Linked DNA regions of Homo sapiens: region 1 is linked to region 2. The links are chromatin loops, found by intact Hi-C in ENCODE. Cell type or tissue: PC-9. All regions are shown on one strand. Links, peaks and the distances in the headings refer to the core of each region. The heading gives the core; the rest is flanking DNA.

The links. Hi-C counts contacts between places; a loop is a spot of excess contacts. Peaks named below come from ENCODE experiments on the same cell type or tissue, not always from the same donor. Only the 100,000 strongest peaks of a DNase experiment are listed, where the experiment ranks them.
Region 1: it touches region 2 in a loop (14-fold over the local background); 1 of 110 quality-filtered maps calls a loop at or near these places.

What each region holds. Positions count from the first base shown.
Region 1 is chr19:15,700,280-15,705,650 of GRCh38, reverse strand. No RefSeq gene overlaps it. Among named protein-coding and RNA genes, the nearest start is that of OR10H2, 25 kb to the left of the region's middle. In PC-9, for the core only: a CTCF peak has its summit at 2,700; DNase peaks (open chromatin) are centred at 2,860 and 3,410; H3K27me3 peaks cover 523 bases.
Region 2 is chr19:15,826,363-15,831,733 of GRCh38, reverse strand. LOC124900418 (collagen alpha-1(I) chain-like) reads right to left here and starts at 2,787. Exons shown (of 3, transcript XM_047439793.1): 1 at 2,396-2,787; 2 at 378-479. UCA1 (urothelial cancer associated 1) reads right to left here and starts at 2,787. Exons shown (of 3, transcript NR_015379.3): 1 at 2,396-2,787; 2 at 378-479. RefSeq lists an enhancer at 2,344-3,543. In PC-9, for the core only: no CTCF peak of the experiment used is centred there; DNase peaks (open chromatin) are centred at 2,173, 2,843 and 3,343; H3K4me3 peaks cover 4,305 bases; H3K27ac peaks cover 4,852 bases.

The DNA.
Region 1 (5,371 bases), core at 283-5,282, 130 kb after region 2:
AATAAAAAAAAAATTTGAATAAACCCAAATGGATATTTTGGTAATAGAAAAAAAAAAAGAAATCCTCTTAGCAATTAGTAATTAGCAATCATTGGTGGTGGGGATAGAAGGATCCCAGTGGTTTCATTCATACTTTTTTTTGGTTTAGTTTATCTCTGTGCTCGTTGTGCATAAATGTAGTTTAGCAAAACAGGTTTTAGCTGGTGTAGGACTGGTCTATTAGGACAAATTCCCTTAGCATTTCTTGTCTGAAAAAGATGTTATTTCTCCTTCTGTTTTTACTTAGTTTTGTTGGATACAAAATTCCTGGCTGACAGTTTTTTCTGTACAAGGTAGCTAATGATAGGACCCTAATTCCTTCTGGCTCATAAAGTCTCTGCTGAGAAGTCTTGTTAGTCTGATAGGTTTTCCTTTATAGGTACCTGATGCTTTTCCTCACTGCTCTTAGCATTCTTCCTATGATGTTGTCTTTAGATATCCTAATGACTATGTGCCTTGGTCATGTCCTTTTTGCAAATAATTCCCCAGGAGTTCTTTGAGCCTATTATATTTAGATATCTAAATCTCTAACAAGACCAGGAAAGTTTTCCTCAGTTATTCCCTAAACTAAGTTTTCCAAACTTTCTGTTTATCTTCTTCCTCAGGAACATCAGTGATACTTATATTTGGCCATTATAGATAATCTTGTATTTCTTGGGTACACTTTCCATTTCTTTTCTTTTTTTAAAAAAAAGAAAGAAAAAAGTTAGTTCTTTTTTCTTTATTTTTGTCTAATTGGTTTAACTCAAAGCCTTGTCTTTGAGCTCTGAAATTCTTTCTTCGACTTGGTCAAGCCTACTTTCAAAACTTTCCCCTGCATTTTGTAAGTCTCTAAATGTGTCTTTCATTTCTAGAATTTCTGATTGATTTTTCTTTAAAATAGCTATTTCTTTAGAAAAGTTTTATTTATATCCTGAATTAATTTTTAAATTTATTTATGCTGGTTTTCAGTTCTCCCTTGTATCTCCTTGAGTAACTTAATAATTAATCTTTTGAATTCTTTATCTGGTATTTCAAAGATTTCTTCTTGGTTTGGATCTATTGCTGGAGAGCTAATGGTTGTTATAGAACCCTGTTTTGTCATATTGCCAGAATTATTTTTCTGATTTCCACTCACCTGGTTAGACTGCTTCTTCTAATTATTTTTGAACTTATTTTTGATTAATTGTGATGTTTCTTAGATCTTTTTTCCCTTTGAGGATGTGACTTTGATGTTTAGAGTTTATTGTAACCTATGGCTCTGGGTGCTTTCGTGGGTGCAGACTCTGTATGAGTTCCTTGGTTATACGGAGTCTTTGTATGGTGGCTTTCTCAGATGCTAGTTGTAGTAGCAATGTGCTCAGTGTGAGGGCAGGTTCACTGTTTCTGTTGGTGTTGGAAGGGCAGAGGTCTCTTGAAGCTTATCTCATTCCCCAGTAGTATGCATTTATTTATTTATTTATATCCCCCCAACCTTTTTTTTTTTTACCTGGATGAACAGTTCAGGCTTTAGGCCACTCAAGGGAGGTATCCATGAATAAAAACCAGCTGTGGTTAAAGCAGTTTGGTCAATGCAGTTCCCAGTGGGGGGCAAAGGTGCCATCCTTGACAGATGTGGTTGGGGGAGCTCTCAGGGAAACACATGGAGGTCTTTTCAAGGGGAAGGGAGGGAGCCTCCTCAGCTCCCCTGCCAGGACAGCAGGAAACCTACCCACCTCCCAGATACACTCCTGACCCAGTGATCTGACTAGTCAGATCAGATAGGCACCTCTTTTCATTTGCAGGAATGCTGATATTCCCTGTAGAGAGGGACTGGGGCTCTGCCACTCATGCAAGCCTGAACCTGGAGAGTGCTCCTCCTATAGAATGCAGTCACTCTGAACTATTCCAGAGAGAATGAATGTCTACATGTGTAGCCATGCCAAGCTGTCATGGGAGAAGCTGCAGCTGTGTCTGCAGTAGTGGACAAGGGGAAGAAAAAGTCCCCTTCTCTAAGACCCTTCATTGATCCCCAGAAGTGCCTGACTGTTGAAGTAGATCTGCAGACATTTCCGCCACTGAACCCAGCACTGCACCTATGCCTCTGCTGAAAGAAACTTCTTGCCAGGCACAGCGGCTCAAGCCTGTAATCCCAACACTTTGGGAGGCTGAGGCGAGTGGATCACGAGTTGAAAACTAGCCGGCCAAGATGGCAAATCCTCATCTCTACTAAAAATACAAGAAGTTAGCTGGGCACGGTGGCAGGCGCCTGTAACCCCAGCTACTCAGCAAGCTGAGGCAGGAGAATTGCCTGAACCCAGGTGCAGTGAGCCGAGATTGCGCCACTGCACTCCAGCCTGGGGGACAGAGCGAAAGTCTGTCTCAAAAAAAAAAAAAAAGAAAAAGAAAAGCAACTTCTCATATGCGGAAAGTGGGACTCAAGGTCTACCATCTGGAATCTTTTGTCCCATGGTGTGCTCCATTGATACGGTGCACTCCCCTTCCCCCTAGAAGTAGGAGTCTCAGAGAGCCAGACTACTATGAAGGCTGCGGCTCCTCTTGGTCTAGCCACCCAGTGGGGCTGCCACAATTTATGCTGGTGCTGGAGAATATCTGCAAGGGGCCAATCAAGTAACGGATCCTCAAAACCCCCAGCAGTGGTACCAGCCCCAGCTCTGATGGGGGAAGAAGGGGAGTGATGTAGATTCTGTGAGATTGCTCAGTTATAAGTAGCCTTAGTGTGTTGGCTTTCTCAAATGCCAGCTGTGGTACTAACAAACTGGTCATGTGGACAGACTCAGAACTTCCTGATTAACCAGATGGATGCAGGCAATAGTGATAGCTGAGGTCATGCACAAGTTTTCTCCTTCCTGCTGGCTGTTATTGTGCTTGCAAGCAGATACTATAATGGACTCTGTCAATTGGCCCACAGCCAGGAGGTGGCGCTTGCAAAATAACACCAGCTGTGGTGGTAGCAGTGGAATTTGTGTCTGTCTTATGTTACCCAGAGGAGGTACTCTCGCGTCTCAGGCAGTGGCGGGCCGGGCGGGGGGGCCATAGGGCTCCCAAAAATTTCTGCCCTACGTATTAATATATCAGGGCAGGTGGAGGGGCAAAGCCAAGTGAGAGCTCAATCAGGCAAGTCCGCACTCTGGCTCTCCACCTCTGGACAAAAGCAGTAGCCCCACTGGGGATCAGAGAGTGGTTCTCTGGTTGCAGGAATAATGTCCAGGGAGGAGCACAGCTGCCTCTGCTTCACAGAAGAGTCTGTATGGGGAATGGGGAGTAGCAGGTGGCAATAAGCCACACCCAGCTCCTACACTCTTGGCAAGACAGGTCTTGCACCCACAGTGTTCCACTAGCAGCAGCTAGCTAGGTTCCAGGCAGTCTGTGCTCAGAATTCAAATGTGCCCCAGGCCATACGCCTTCCCTGAGGAGCCAGTATCTGCAGCTTTCAGGCCACACCTCTCCAGGTTTGCCCATTAAGCAGGGACACAAAAGTCCAATGCTGAGCCAGTATCTGCAGCTTTCAGGCCACACCTCTCCAGGTTTGCCCATTAAGCAGGAACACCAAGCTCCTGTGCTGGTTGCTGCAGCTCACTTCCCACTTGCCTCTTGGTCTGACCACGGGGGAGTTATCCCTACTTGAGATTATATTGTGAATCTCAGTTGGGAGTTTCTCTCAACCTGTGACCACCACCTGTGTTAGCTGGCAGACGTCCATGAGGTCCCCTGTGAGGTAGGATCAGGAATGGCTTCCCTTTGTCCTGCTGGAGACTGGGAATGCCAGAGACTGGGAATGCCTGCCCTGATGCCACTTCTCATATACTCCCACCACTTACTAAGTCAGCTCCAGTACTCAGAAGGATTAAGACCCAGCCACCCAGTTGGCCTGCCACAAGGAAGGATTAAGACCTTCCCTGTGGCCTGGATTACCAGGTTCCCCGGTGGGACTGTATATCCTGGAGGCACTTTACCCTCTCTCACACTCTGGGGACTTACAGTTGTCCACCTGGCTCGTGGTGTAGGCTGCAGCCTGATGCTTCTTTCAAAGGGTGGTTTCTTTCAGTTTTCCTGTTAAGTTCCTGTGTCACTTCTTGGAAAAAACTTCACAGTGTGAATCTTTACACACTATGTTGTCTTCCAAGTGGGAGAAGCATGCTAACAATCCCTCCAATCCACCATCTCAGGAAAAAAATAAATAAACTGTCTTTTCTATAATCCCCATTTCAATGGGGGTGAGATGTTATCTCACTGTGGTTTTGATTCCCATTTCCCAGATGGTTAGTAATGTTGAGCAACTCTTCATATACCTATTGGTATGTCTTCTTTTGAGGAATGTCTATTCAGATCATTTGCCCATTTTTACTCGAATTATTTTTGGGTTTCCTTTGCTATTAGTTGTCTGAGTTCCTCATATGGTCTGATTACCAATCCTTTGTCAGACTGAAAACGTGCAAATTTTTCTTCTCATTCTGTAGGTTGTCTCTTCACTTTGTTGATTGATTTCTTTGCTCTGAAGAAGCTTTTTTGTTGGATTTAATCCCATTTCACCATTTTACCTTTGTTGCCTATGCTGTTGAGTTCTTATCAAAAAACTTCTTGCCCGTATCAGTTTCCTTAAGCATTTCCCCAATGTTTTCTTCGAGTAATTCATAGTTTCAGGTCTTGCATTTAAGTCTTTTATCCATTTTGGTTTGATTTTTGAATATGGTAAGAGATAAGCATCTGGTTTCATTTTCTGCATGTACACATTCAGTTCTTTCACCATCATTTATTGAAGAGATTGTCCTTTCCCCATTGAATATTCTTGGCAACTTTGTTGAAATTCAGCTGGGTGTAAATTCATGGATTTATTTCTGGGTTCTATGTTCTGTTCCATTGGTCTTTTTCCATTGGTCTCTCTTTATGCCAGTATCATACTGTTCTGATTACTATAGCTTTGTAGTATAATTTGAAGTCAGATAGTGTGATTCTTCCAGATTTCTTCTTTTCACTCAGGATTGCTTCAACTCTGTGTAGTGTTCTATGATATCATATAAATTTTAGAATCTGTTTTTTTCTATTTCTCTAGAGAATGTCACTGGTATTTTGGCAGAGATTGCATTAAATCTGTAGAATGTTCTTGGTAGCTGAGTCATTTTCACAATATTAGTTCCTCCAACTAATGTTGGAATAATGTTCCTTCCAACATGGAATGTCTTTCTATTTTTTTTTGTGACCTCTTCAGTTTCTTTTGTCAGTATTTTATAGTTTTCCTTGCAGAGCTCTTTCATCTGCTTAGTTATTTTTATTTTTAAGTCATGTATATACACTATACTATTTCTTAGTAATCTGTATTACTTAGAAATATTTTTTTTTGAGATGGAATTTC
Region 2 (5,371 bases), core at 204-5,203:
TGCCAAAGAAAGAGTAGAAGTATCCTATACTTGAGGATTAAGGTGGGGAGATACAAGGGGAGGATGCGAAAGAGGCCTTGAATTGGGGAAAAGGACAGCAATGGGGTGTGGCTGTAGCCCAGCAATAGTCAGGGAAGCAGATAATGTGGTTAAAATATCTCAGCCTAATAAGGGAACTGGGCAGGTGGGGTTAACTAAAAAGGAGTGCATAAAAGAATGTTGTCCAAGTTGGCACCAGAGTTGGGGAGTTTTAAGGGGTTTAGAAGCTTGGCCGTCAATACCCACGGCAGTTACGGGGGCAAAGGAAACAGGCCCTTGAAAAGAAGGTAATGTGGGGTGGGTAGCCCCCGTATTGATTAAAAAGGGGATGGACTTACCCTCCACCGTAAGAGTTACCCGAAGCTCGGCATCTGTGATGGTCCAAGGGGCTTCTGAGGCGATCGGGCAGCATCAGTCTTCAGCCACTAAGCCGAGGAGATCTGGGAAGGAGTCAGCCAGAGAGCTTTGAGCCAGAGCTCCAGGGACCCTAGAAGGGGCTGTGATATTAGTTGGACAGTCCGATTTCCAGTGGGGTCCCGCACAGGTGGGACAGGCTTAGGAGGAATCCCGGGCTGCAGGCATTCCTTGGCCCAGTGGCCAGTTTTGCGGCACTTGAAGCAAGGTCCATGAGATGGTTTTAAAGGAGTGCCTAGAGGCTGTGGTTTGGTTGCTCTGAAGTTTTTGTGTGCTGAAGGCATGGCTGGGGTTTGTCTTACAGCAGAGGCAAGCAATTGCAGCTCTGAAAGACGTTGCTGCTTGGCTGCCTCTTCTCTATTGTTGAACACCTTGAAGGCGAGATTGATTAATTCCTGTTGTGGGGTTTGAGGGCCAGATTCCAATTTTTGAAGCTTTTTTTGTAATGTCAGGAGCTGACTGAGTGATAAAATGCATATTGAGAATAAGATGGCCTTCTGGCCCTTCAGGGTCTAGGGCTGTAAAGTTTCTAAGGGTAGCCACCAAACGGGCCATGAACTGGGCTGGATTTTCATCTTTACCTTGGGTGGCTTCTTAAAGCTTGTCATAATTAACAGCTTTGTATGCTGCCTTTTTCAGCCCTTCAGCTAGGCAAGAGACCATGTAATCTCGCCTAGCTATACCTGGGGAGCCTGTCTGGTATTCCCATCAAGGATCCTCTCAGGGAACTGCCCTGATGCCTTCTTGGAGGTCTGGCTCATGATGCCGGCGGGTGTTAGCGTGAGATTGGGCTAGGGTATAAACTCTTTCCTGCTCATCTGGGGAGAGGGTAGAGGTCAGGATGACATTTAGGTCACTGCAGGTTAAAGTGTAGGACTGAGTCAAATATTGGAATTCCTGTGTATATTTAGTGGGGTCTGATGAGAAAGAGCCCAGACGCTGACTGATTGGGAAAGGTCTGATAGAGAAAAAGGTATATGAACCTTTACTGTGCCCTCAGCTCCAGCCACCTCTCTATGAGGAAATTGTTGGGCAGGTGGGGGAGAGCTAGTCATGGAATGAAACTAAGCCTGACCAAGTTTGAGGAGGGGAGGTGATAGAAGAATTATAAGATGGGGGAGCGGAGGCTGAGGAAGAATTGGGACTTGATTCAGCCTGCCAAGGAGTGGCCTGGGGAGGGGGAGAGAGGTCAGAGGGGTCTGCAGAAAAGGGGGATTCAGGGGACTCTGAGGTTGGGGTAGAGACTGAAGGAACGGACGGGAGAGAAAGAAGAAAAATTTGGGATGAGTCACATTGGGAGCAGAGGCTTGGGAGGGAGCGAAGTGTAAAAAATGCCTGGACGCAAGGCACCTCAGACCATGTGCCCATTTTTTGACAAAAATGATCTAGGTCTTGTAGGATGGAGAAATCAAAAGTGCCGTTTTCTGGCCACTTGGAACCATTGTCAAGTTTATATTGCGGCCAAGCAGTATTGCAGAAGAAAATAAGACGTTTGAGTTTTATATCAGGTGTTAGTTTAAGAGAAGTTTTTAAGTACACAGGCTAAGGGGGAAGAGGGAGGAATGGAGGGCGGAAGATTGCCCAAAGTGAAGGAGGTAAGTTTAAAGAGAGAAGTAGAGACACGGAGAAGGGCGGGGGTGAGCAGCCAAAGCAGGCGTCCCCGCAAATGACTTGCCACCATGGGAATGTGGGTGAATGACCAAGGCAGGCATCCCCAAGGTGATCAGACACCAGTGGAATGTGGGTGAATAATTAGGCAGGCGTCCCCGCAGTGATTAGACACCAAGGGAAGACTGTCTTCCTGAGTCTGTGACCAGCGCCAGAGTTTTGGGTCCACGGATAAAATGTGTCTCCTTTGTCTCTACTAGAGAAGAAAAAGACTGGACAGGGAGATTGGAGGGTAGCGACAGAGGCTGGAGAAAAGAGTGAAGAGACCACTTACCCGATTTGAAATTGGTGAGATGTTCCTTGGGCTGGTCTGAGGACCCGAGGTCGCAGGTGGATCTCTTCACGGAATGAGGGCCAGGACAGGGGGCCGGTCTCACGAAGGAGTCCCCCTGGCCCAGATTTTGGCACCAAGTGTCAAGCATGTCCGTATAGAAGACCACCTAAACAGGCTTTGTGTGAGCAACAAGGCTGTTAATTCACTTGGGTGCAAGTGGGCTGAGTCTGAAAAGAGAGTCAGCGAAGGGAGATAGGAGAGGGGCAGCTTTATAGGGCTGGGGTAGGCTGTGGAAAGTTACAGTTAAAGGTGGTTATCTGTTGTCAGCAGAGGAGGGAGTCACAAGGTGCATGGTGGAGAGATGATGGGACTCATTGTCCAGAAGAATGTCACAGGGTCGATTGATCAGTTGGGGCAGGGCAGGAACACGTCATAATGGTGGAATGTCGTAAGGTGGGTTAATTAGTTAAGGCAGGAATTGGCTGTTTCACTTCCTTGTTTTTCAGCTGCTCCAGACTTCTTGGCTCCTGTAGGCCACCTGGACATATATGTGCAGGTCACAGGGGTTACAATGGCTGAGCTTCGGCTCAGAGGCCTGACAGTTCCCTTTTGGAAACGTTACAGGGTGATGTGACCTCAGCCCACCCTCTTATCTTTTCCTGGTCCTGGGTTTCAGAACTGCCTGGGGCTCATCTGAGATGCCCACAAGCTGCCGGGTCTCTTGGAGGGTCATGAATATCAGCTCCTGGGTCATTTCTTCCCAGAGGACAGCCTGAGATGTGCCTGTGGGGCCTCTCAGGGGAGCCGCCGGGTGCACCCCCTCCCCCTACCTCCCGGGAGGGAGGAGTCCCCTGGTATCTCCCTCCGTCATCTAAAAGGAAACCCCTTAGGACATTTAGCTTTTCTCACCCCAAGCCCAGTTTTCACTTCTTGGAAATACCTCTCTGGTCAGCCACTCAGATGCTGCTATTGAAGGGAAAAGACTGGAATGATCCCTGTCCTTTGAATCCTCTTAGCCTAGTGAAGGGAGAAAACTATGGCTAAGGACAGGAAAACCACCTTCACTGAGGTGACGCAAAAAGCTGAAACGCACACAATGCAGTGTCTTCTGGGAGGGTGGTCACTGAGTATATATGTGAGCAGCACAGGGTTTGGGGCATGTCTGAGGTTATATAGGATGACCTGATCTGACACTTGAGTCAGACTTGCCGGTATTCCAGTTTGCCCTACCCCTCCCTGGGTTTGTCACCTTGAAAATTTTTTTTTCACTTACTTACTTATAATAGAGTCAGGGTCTCACTACATTGCCTAGGCTGACCTCAAACTCCCGGGCTCAAGCGATCTTCCTGCCTCAAACTCCCAAAGTGCTGGGATTACAGGTGTGAGCCACTGCACCCAGCCTGAACCTCAGTTTTTAAAAAATTAAATATCAAATGGATTTTATTAGTAGAGTTTGATAGACAAGATAGAATATATCCAAGGAGGCAAGAAAGAGGTGTATTTCAGAAAAAAAAGAAAAAAGAAAAGAAATGTCTAGCCTTATATTTCATCCATTAATTTTTTTTTTTTTTGAGACAGAGTCTTGATCTGTTGCCCAGCCTGGAGTACAGTGGTGCCATCTCGGCTCACTGCAACCTCCGCCTCCCAGGTTCAAGTGATTCTCCTGCCTCAGCCTCCGGAGTAGCTGGGATTACAGGCACCTGCCACCACACCTGGCTAATTTTTGTATTTTTAGTAGAGATGGTGTTTCACCATGTTTGCCAGGCTGGTCTCGAACTTCTGACCTCAAATGATCCACCGGCTGGCCTCCCAAAGTGCTCGGATTACAGGCATGAGCCACCCATCATCCGATAAAGCTTTTAATTTACATTTTGTCTTACCCAGATGGCGTGTGATACATTTCTCATATTTGTTCTTTTCTTTTGGGTGATTTCAAATGGAATTCCAGGGCTTAGCCTTGAGAAGGCTACTGGGGCTGAGAATCTCAGCAAAGTAAGGAAAATCACTCTTCCATTATGGCTGCAGCGAAATGAATACATTTCCACAATAAAGTGTCATAGTTAAATTGGTAAATTACAAAGATTCATTAAAACATCCATTTTTCTCCTTTCCAGAGTGAGAACTTGTGACGGTGAATAACTCTTCTCTTTCCTGGTACCTGGACTTCAGAGATTAATACAAAACCCTGTGGGTCAGGACTTGGCAACACCAAGAAGCATTCAAATATAATGATTTATTCAACTGTGTATTGTCATGGAAATAATAATTAAATGGCACATCTTTGTTGTCTGAAAGGGATAGATACTTGTGCTTCTCTTGTTGAGCTATATAAAATACAAGCGCCTTACAATTTGTCTTCCCTGCCTATCTATATGGACACTGAGTTTGAGGGATTTTGTTGGTTTCTTCAAACGCTGAGTATTTTCTTTTAAAAGTAAGTGAATTATCTTGACTCGAGAGCCGAAACCCTCACACAGTGACTTCATGTTAAGGCGACTCTTGAAAAAGCATCTCAGCTGGGCGTGGTGGCTCACGCCTGTAATCCCAGCTCTTTGGGAGGCCAAGACGGGTAGATCACTTGAAGTCAGGAGTTCAAGACCAGCCTGAGTAACATGGCAAAACTCTGTCTCTACTAAAAATACAAAAATTAGCTGGGCGTGGTGGCAGAAACCTGTAATCCCAGCTACTCAGGAGGCTGAGGCAGGAGAATTGCTTGAATCCCAGGGCGGGCAGAGGTTGGAGTGACCTGAGATCACGACGTCACTGCCTCCAGCCTGGGCGATAGAGCAAGACTCAGTCTCAAAAAAAAAAAAAAAAAAAAAAAAAAGAAAGAAAAAGAAAAAACACCTCAAAGGTTAGGAATGATTCTTTCACAGGGAGGAGCAAACAAGATTAGAGAGAAGGTGATGGTGGTGGTGGTGGTGGTTGGCAGGGAGATGACAGAGACCAGAAGAAAGCTTTATCCTAAGGTCTGCC